Regions from separate parts of the Homo sapiens genome. Here region 2 is linked to region 1. Evidence: chromatin contacts called from ENCODE POLR2A ChIA-PET data. All regions are on one chromosome and are shown on one strand. Each heading gives the region's core, a stretch centred on a gene start or an enhancer-like site at or near the end of the contact. The rest is flanking DNA. Distances are from core to core; before and after follow the strand shown.

Region 1 (3,643 bases), core at 348-2,847:
CCTCCCTTCTCCCTTCTTCTTCTTTCTTCTTACTGTCTCAGCTCATGGTCAGAAGTCAAGTGACCTGGATTTCTGCCTGGCCAGCACTGTGATTAAGATCCACATAAGTTTCTGGGCACTACAGCCCTGCAGGACCCAGGGAGCACCAGACACACTGGAGCAAAGGCAGTTGGTAGGCCCTTGGGCTGTGCAAAACGGTGGCTCTGAGCCTGGCATGTTTTTTAATCCTTAGGTTTTTCCCTCTAAAAAGGGGGCAATGATGTCATCCTTATCAGCCTCCCAAGCTGATTTCAAGGCTCCAAAGCTAGGATGGAAGGAAAGGTGCTTTGGCCCCAAGAGCCCCACACTGCGATATTCTCACAGTCTAACTTATTTCTTTCTCCCTAGACATCTCTTTCGTGAGAAGAAAGAGAGGAGGGAAGATGCTCTGTGATGCTGCCAGTAATGCTGACCAGTCGTGGTGCTGTCACCTCCTTGGCTGTCTTTGCAATCTGTTCCCAACTGAGGTTTCCATTGCAGTGTAACTGACCACTCCAGGGGCCACTGAGGGCTGTCAGGATGAGCTATCCCTCCACCCCAGGCTGTCACTGCCAGGTAAACATGCATCCCTGCAAATGCAAGTGCTGTGTAAGAAAAATGATTGGTGGCCGGGTGTGGTGGCTGATGCCTGTAATCCCAGAACTTTGGGAGGCTGAGGCAGGAGGATGGCTTGAGCCCAGGAGTTTGAGACCAGCCTAGGCAACATGGTGAGACCCCATCTCTGTAAGAAATAAACAACAACGACAACAAAAATTAGCTGTCATGGTCGTGAGTGCCTGTAGTCCCAGCTACTCAGGAGGCTGAGGTGGGAGGATCACTTGAGCCCAGGAAGTCAAGGCTGCAGTGAGCTATGACTGCACCACTGCACTCCAGTTTGGGCAACAGAGCAAGACACTGTTTCAAAACAAAACAAAACAAAAGATAATGAGGCCGGGCGCGGTAGCTCATGCCTGTAATCCCAGCACTTTGGGAGGCCTAGGCGGGTGGATCACGAGGTCAGGAGTTCATGACCAGTCTGGCCAAGATGGTGAAACCCCGTCTCTACTAAAAATACAAAAATTAGCTGGGTCTGGTGGCAGGTGCCTGTATTCTCATCTACTCGGGAGGCTGAGGCAGGAGAATCGCTTGAACTCGGGTGGGAGAGGTTGCAGTGAGACGAGATCGCGACACTGCAGTCCAGCCTGGGCGATAGAATGAGACTCCATGTCAAAAAATAATAATAATAAAAATGAAAAATGTTTGGCATGTCTGGGCAGAGAGCCTCTGGTCCTAGAATTGAGTTGACCCAGAGAGAAGTTACCCTACTGATTCACCCTGCAGTGCAAGTGCCTACCTCGTCTGCATGGCTTTCTGAGATCTCAACTGTGTGGTCTTCTCTCTGCTGTTGGGGAAGGCTCACTGAGCCAACACTAAATTATTCTGAGCTAGACTGTTTTGTCAGCTAGCAGCAATTACCCTTCTACTCTCCTCACACTTCCCAACCTCAAATATCCCCGTCAGTCATCCACCGACAGAGTTGAAGAATCCACAAAATGACCAAGGAGCTGGGGGAGGAAAGGGCTAGGGTGACGAGCACGTAGGGCCGGCTGTTGTCAAGGCATTTCTCGCCATCTGCTATTTCACTTCAGAGACCGAAACTCAGTTGGTTGGGTAAGACTGGGAATGTGATTTTTAGCAATGTGTTTGTTTAAATAGAACCCCGCTATAAAAACAATTTGGAGGATTATGATTCGTTTTTGAATGAGAACTAGTTTTAATGGAATTTTTTATGTGCATTCCAATCATGACTAAAATCCGCATCATGATCAAAGTCTGCCTGAGTACTGTATGTGCTTCATGAGTTGTGCTCTAACCATTAGAAACCCATGTTTATTCAGTGTGATGCCCTGCACTGAAAGTGGTGGTTTTCTCTCGTGGGGAAGCAGAGTGTATTCTTAGAACTGTTATAATGGGCTTTATTTCTTGAAACAGTTTGATAAGTATTTATTAAATGCCTACTGTGTGCAAGTGTTGGAGATTCAGATGCAAAAAGGATAAGGTCCTGGTTTCAAGGAGTTTGCTGTTTAGTGGGTGTATTAGGCTGCTCTGACTGCCATAACAAAATACTATGGACTGGGTGACTTACACAACAGAAATTTATTTTCTGACAGTTCTGGAGGCCAGAAGTCCAAGATCGAGGCACCGTCAGGGCTGGTCTGGTGAGGGCTTTCCTCCTGGTTTGCAGAAGGCTGCCTTCTCCCTCTGTCCGTACATGGCTTTTCCTCTGTGCCCTCACAGAGAGAGATCTCTTATGTCTCTTCCCCTTCTTACAAGGACACCACTTCTATTGGATTAGGGCCCCACTCTTAGGACCTTATTTAGCCATAATTACCTCCCTACAAGGCCCTATCACCGAATAGAGTCACATTGAGGATTAGGACTTCAACATATGAATTTTGGAAAGGAACACAATTCCGTCCACAACAGTCAATAAGATAGAATTTTAACTCTGAGGCCAGGCACAGTGGCTCTCACCTGTAATCCCAGCACTTTGGGAGGCCGAAGCAGGGGGATTGCTTGAGGTCAGGAGTTTGAGACCAGCCTGGCAACACTACAAAAAATTAAAAACAAAATTAGCCAGGTGTGATGGTGCATGCCTGTTGTCCTAGCTGTTCAGGAGGCTGAGAGGGGAGGATTGCTTGGGCCTAGGCATTTGAAGCTGCAGTGAGCTATGATTGCACCATTGTACTCTAGCCTGGTCAACAGAGTGAGACTATCTCTAAACTTTTTTTTTAATTAAAAAATTTTAACTCTGCTCTGTTACAAGGAGAAATGTCTTGGGTATGAACATAGCAAGATCCCATCTCTACAAAAATAAAAATAAAACACAAGCCAGGTGTGGTAGCATGCACCTGTAGTCCCAGTGATTTGGGAGACTGAGGCAGGAGTGTCACCTGAGCCCAGGAGTTCAACCTGCAATTAGTTACGACCACACAGCTGCACTCTAGCCTGGGCAACAGAGCAAGACCCTATCTCTAAAAAAAAAAAAAAAATTAATGAAAGAAGATGCAATTTGAAACACCTTTCTCAGATGAATTTTGTGAATTTATTTGGAAACTTTTGGGGAAAAGAAGAAAAGTTGAATACAGAAATAGAAACTGGTATTGTGAAAGGAAAGGGTAGGACAGGCCGCTTGGGAGAATGGGTCAGTAGTAAAAATAGAGCATGCCTTGAATCTAGGATGAGCAAGCAGGGTGACAGAGAAGGGGAGGTGACCTGGGGTAACTGAGAGCTCTCTCCACACAGCAAGAAGTTGCAGCTGAAGGATGTGGTCCATGAGAGATCCCAGGGCATGGACCAGAGGCAGAAAGAGGATCTTGTCAGTAACCTCAAAAACTCGGATTAGGTCCTGAATTTACATCTCTGGTCTTTGGTTTAGGTTTGTAATTAAAAGATGAAAGCACTTGGCTTCCTTGCATAAGCGACTTTGGTTTTGCCATGGCTGTCTACCTGTGTTGGCCAACATGGCAGCCCCGAGTCACATGAGGCTCCTGAGCATAGGGAACCAGGCTCATCTGAAGCGAGATGCACTGCAAGAGTGAAGTACCCGCTGCATCTGGGGGAC
Region 2 (3,643 bases), core at 567-3,066, 110 kb after region 1:
CGCGCTTCCCCAGGACCCCGCGCATCCTGGGCCTCTTGCGCCTCCCCGGTCCTCAGCGCCTCCTCGGCCGCCGTGCCTCCCCGCACCTTTTGCGCCTCATGGGGCTCCCGGTGCCTTCTGCCCGCCGCCTCGCCGCGCCCCTCGCCTCCTCATGCCCCTCCGCGCCCCATACCTCCCCACCCCTGTGCCTCTCTGCCTATCCCCTGTACCACCCGGCATCCTCCGTGCCCCATGCGCCTCACCCCTCACGCCTCCCTGTACCCTGCATGCCCCGTGTGCCTGCTGTGCCCCACGCGCCTCCCCCCTCGCGCCTCCCTGTACCCTGCATGCCCTGTGCGCCTGCTGCGCCCCACGCGCCTCCCCCCTCGCGCCTCCCCCCTTCGCGCCTCCCTGTACCCTGCATACCCCGTGAGCCTGCTGCGCCCCATGCGCCTTCCGCGTCTCCAGCCCTCATGCGCCTCCAGCTGCGCATCTCCCTAGGCGGGTACCTCAGCACCGCTGAGCCCACCCCCGCCCCTGCTCAGTGCCTCCCAGACACGCCCACTGCGGGCGGGACAGTGGGAGCTGTCCAGGCGCGGAGCTGTCCAGGCGCGGGAGCTGTCCAGGCGCGGGAGCTGTCCACGAGGCACTGACCTTGGTTTCAGAGCCTCTGCAGGGCTTCTGTGTCCTTTTGGCTGAGCCGACTGGGCAAAAGTTTTAGAAAAGACCCTGGGTGTTGCAGATGGAGAAGGATGATCGTGGCTGACTTTTGCTTGCAGGCAGAAGAACCACGGGGCCATCAGCCTGGTGCTGTGGGGGCGCGCTGACTCGTGGTCCGCCCCTGCCCCAAGACTTCAGGTGTATATGGGATTGGATCAGCTATCATCCCGAGCTCATGGCACGTACAGTGAGCCATGTGTTAATCCATAGACTAACCTTTTTCCTTTTAAAAAATTAGTTGTTTTGTATAATGTAGCGAGCACTGTTTCCAACAAAAATCTAGGATCTTGGCAGTAACCACTATCTGTTTTACTCTTTCCTCTTTCACTTTTCGCTAGGAGTAATCATTAGCTCCCATCTTGTATTAATTTTTTTTTTTTTTTACTGTATCTAATTTCCAAAAAAAAAAAATCTGTGTGTTTGCAACTAAGTTATCTTCCTATGTGTAACTTTTTGGGACTTAAGTGATAACAGTAATATTACTAAAAATCAACCGTATTGTTGTTTTTCACTGTGGTTTATTCCTTCTGACTGCTGTGATATTTTGTGTGGATCTGCTGAAGTTAATTTATCCACTCTTCTGTTGATGGGCCTTTGGTCATTTCCAGGTTTTTGCTCTTCTGAAGAGCATGAGATATTCTTTCACATTTTCTGCTGTGCATGTTCCATATGTGCATGGTTTTCTCTTTTATATAGACCTGAGTGGAGTAACTAGGTCATAGGGCACACGAATGTTCAATTTTAGGACATAATGTCCTGCTGACTTACATAGTTGTTGAACCAGTTAACATTTCACTAGCAATACAGGAGAGCTCTGAGCCACCTCATGGCTGACACTTGGTATTTAATTTTTGCCAGAGGGATGGTTGTAAATGGTATACCATTTTGGTCTTGATTTGAAATTCCTTGATCACCAGTAACATTGAACATGTCTTAACATATTTATTGATGTACATTTTTCTTTGATTTGCTTGATCATGTCTTGTTCATTTTATATTGGGTTATTGTGTGTGACCTAGATTAGAATTTTTTCTTTTCATTGGATATTAAGATCCACCATTGTGTGGCTAGGAGTGGGTTTTTCCTTCTCTCTCCTTTCCAGCATGGTGTGTGCTTTCTCAGTCAGAGGTAATTCATCGTCCTTTATTTCCTGGAATTATACAGACATTCTTTTCTTGTTTGTTTGCATGTGAATGTGTATGTAGAGATTCTTGATGCTGGTTCTTTGCCAGTTCTGTGTTTTTCCTAGTTTATAACTTACTTCCGTTTTCTTTAAGCTGTTTTTTGATGAGTATAAACTCTTAAATTGAATAGGTCAACCTCATTAATCTTTTTGAGTCTTAAGAAATCTTTCTCTATCTTAAGATTTCTGCCAAGTTTTGAAGTTTGGATTTTGATGTTTACATCTTTAATCCATTTAGACAGGGGTGTCCAATCTTTTGGCTTCCCTAGGCCACATTGGAAGAATAATTATCTTTGGCCACCTAAAATACACTAATACTCATGATACTTAATGATCTAAAAAAAATCACAAAAAAGATCTCATAATGTTTTAAGAAAGTTTACAAGTTTGTGTTGGGCTGCATTCAAAGCCATTCTGGGCTGTATGTGGCCCATGGGCCACGGGTTGGACAAGCTTGTGTTTAGAGTTGATTTTTGTACCCAGTACTGGGTAGGGATCCAATTTTGTCTTTTTCCATATGGAAAACTATTTTGTTTCCAGTTCCGTTTTTATTTCCAGTTCTGTTTATTGAACAGCCTCCTCTTTTCCCTGACCTATTACTTCTGTCATAATCAAAGTTTAATTCACATTTGTGTCTCTGTGCTCTCTCTTCTAGTCGATTGGTCTCTATTCTAGTCTTTTGATCAGTTTATTCCTATGCCAACCCCCATCATGTTGATTTTTACATAGACTTTTTATTCTGGACTGTTACAGTAATGTCCTGGACAAGCAGAGATGTGGTCATTCTACTTGTGGGCCTTTCTAGAGAATGTTGATTTTGTAGCATATGTGATGGGAAGTATTGAAACATTTCAGTGGCTGAGTTATATATCCTGATTTGTATTTTTGAAGATCACACTGGTGCAAGATGGATGAGGAAGTGGGGCTGGCGAGGGATGAGACTAGTGTGGAGGCAGGGGGAGCAGTTAGGTGGCCATTGCTGGAGCGCAGGTAGTGGTTTTAGCGGGAGTAGAGGTGGAGAAATGTGGACAGATTTGAGATGGGCGTATAGCTGTGGACCTTTCTGATGTATAGAATGCAGCAGACAAGGTAAAGATGGCACTTAATGTAATGTAATGGGGATGCCACTCTGAGATGGAAAATTCTGGGAAAGGACAGTTTTATAAATTTATAAGCTATCAGATACATTATAATGCTACTTTTAATTTGCTTTTCCTTGGAAATAGCTGTTTGGTTATGTATGTTTTATAGCCTGTTCACTCTCTTTTCTCTCCAAATAGGTGACTCTGTTTTGAGAAGTGCAACCAGATCTCTCCTGGAATTCAACACAACAGTGAGCTGTGACCAGCAAGGCACAAATCACAGAGTCCAGAGCAGCATTGCCTTCCTGTGTGGGAAAACCCTGGTGAGTCCACACAGGCACTTGATGTATTTCTTTAAAAAAAAAAAGGTCTGCCCCTTGGTGTTCTGGCTGTAGAGGTATTCCAGGAAGAATCAGTGAGCAAACTTAGAAACACAAATAAGAAAAACCCTACCAAATGACCATCATCATCAAGAACCAATAAGTAAACAAATTCTAAACTTGTTACAACTTTTAAGTAAAACATAGACCATGTCTTTTGTAAAACTACAATTCAAAGTGATTACTGTGTTAAAAATCAGTGCACTGTTTAATGTTTAAGTTATAGGCATACTTTTTTTTTCTCTAAAACCTCTTCTTCTAGCATTTCATTTTGATAGGTTTTAGGGCAGCATATTTAG

What was found. ChIA-PET counts read pairs that join two places held with the same protein, here RNA polymerase II (POLR2A).
Region 2: POLR2A ChIA-PET joins it to region 1 with 19 read pairs in PC-3. The contact joins the promoter of AIRN here to the enhancer-like site in region 1. POLR2A ChIA-PET finds 5 or more read pairs at or near these places in 2 of 52 experiments (PC-3 and WTC11).

What each region holds. Positions count from the first base shown.
Region 1 is chr6:159,898,799-159,902,441 of GRCh38, forward strand. MAS1 (MAS1 proto-oncogene, G protein-coupled receptor) reads left to right here. Exons shown (of 3, transcript NM_002377.4): 2 at 388-594. Among named protein-coding and RNA genes, the nearest start is that of MAS1, 9.6 kb to the left of the region's middle. Within about 2 kb of position 1,598, at least 2 of the 41 ENCODE cell types and tissues checked have a DNase peak (open chromatin) inside an H3K27ac peak, as active enhancers do; they include PC-3, where a contact is called at or near this core.
Region 2 is chr6:160,005,848-160,009,490 of GRCh38, forward strand. AIRN (antisense of IGF2R non-protein coding RNA) reads right to left here and starts at 1,817. Exons shown (of 1, transcript NR_047514.1): 1 at 1-1,817. It overlaps IGF2R (insulin like growth factor 2 receptor), which reads left to right. Exons shown (of 48, transcript NM_000876.4): 3 at 3,163-3,287.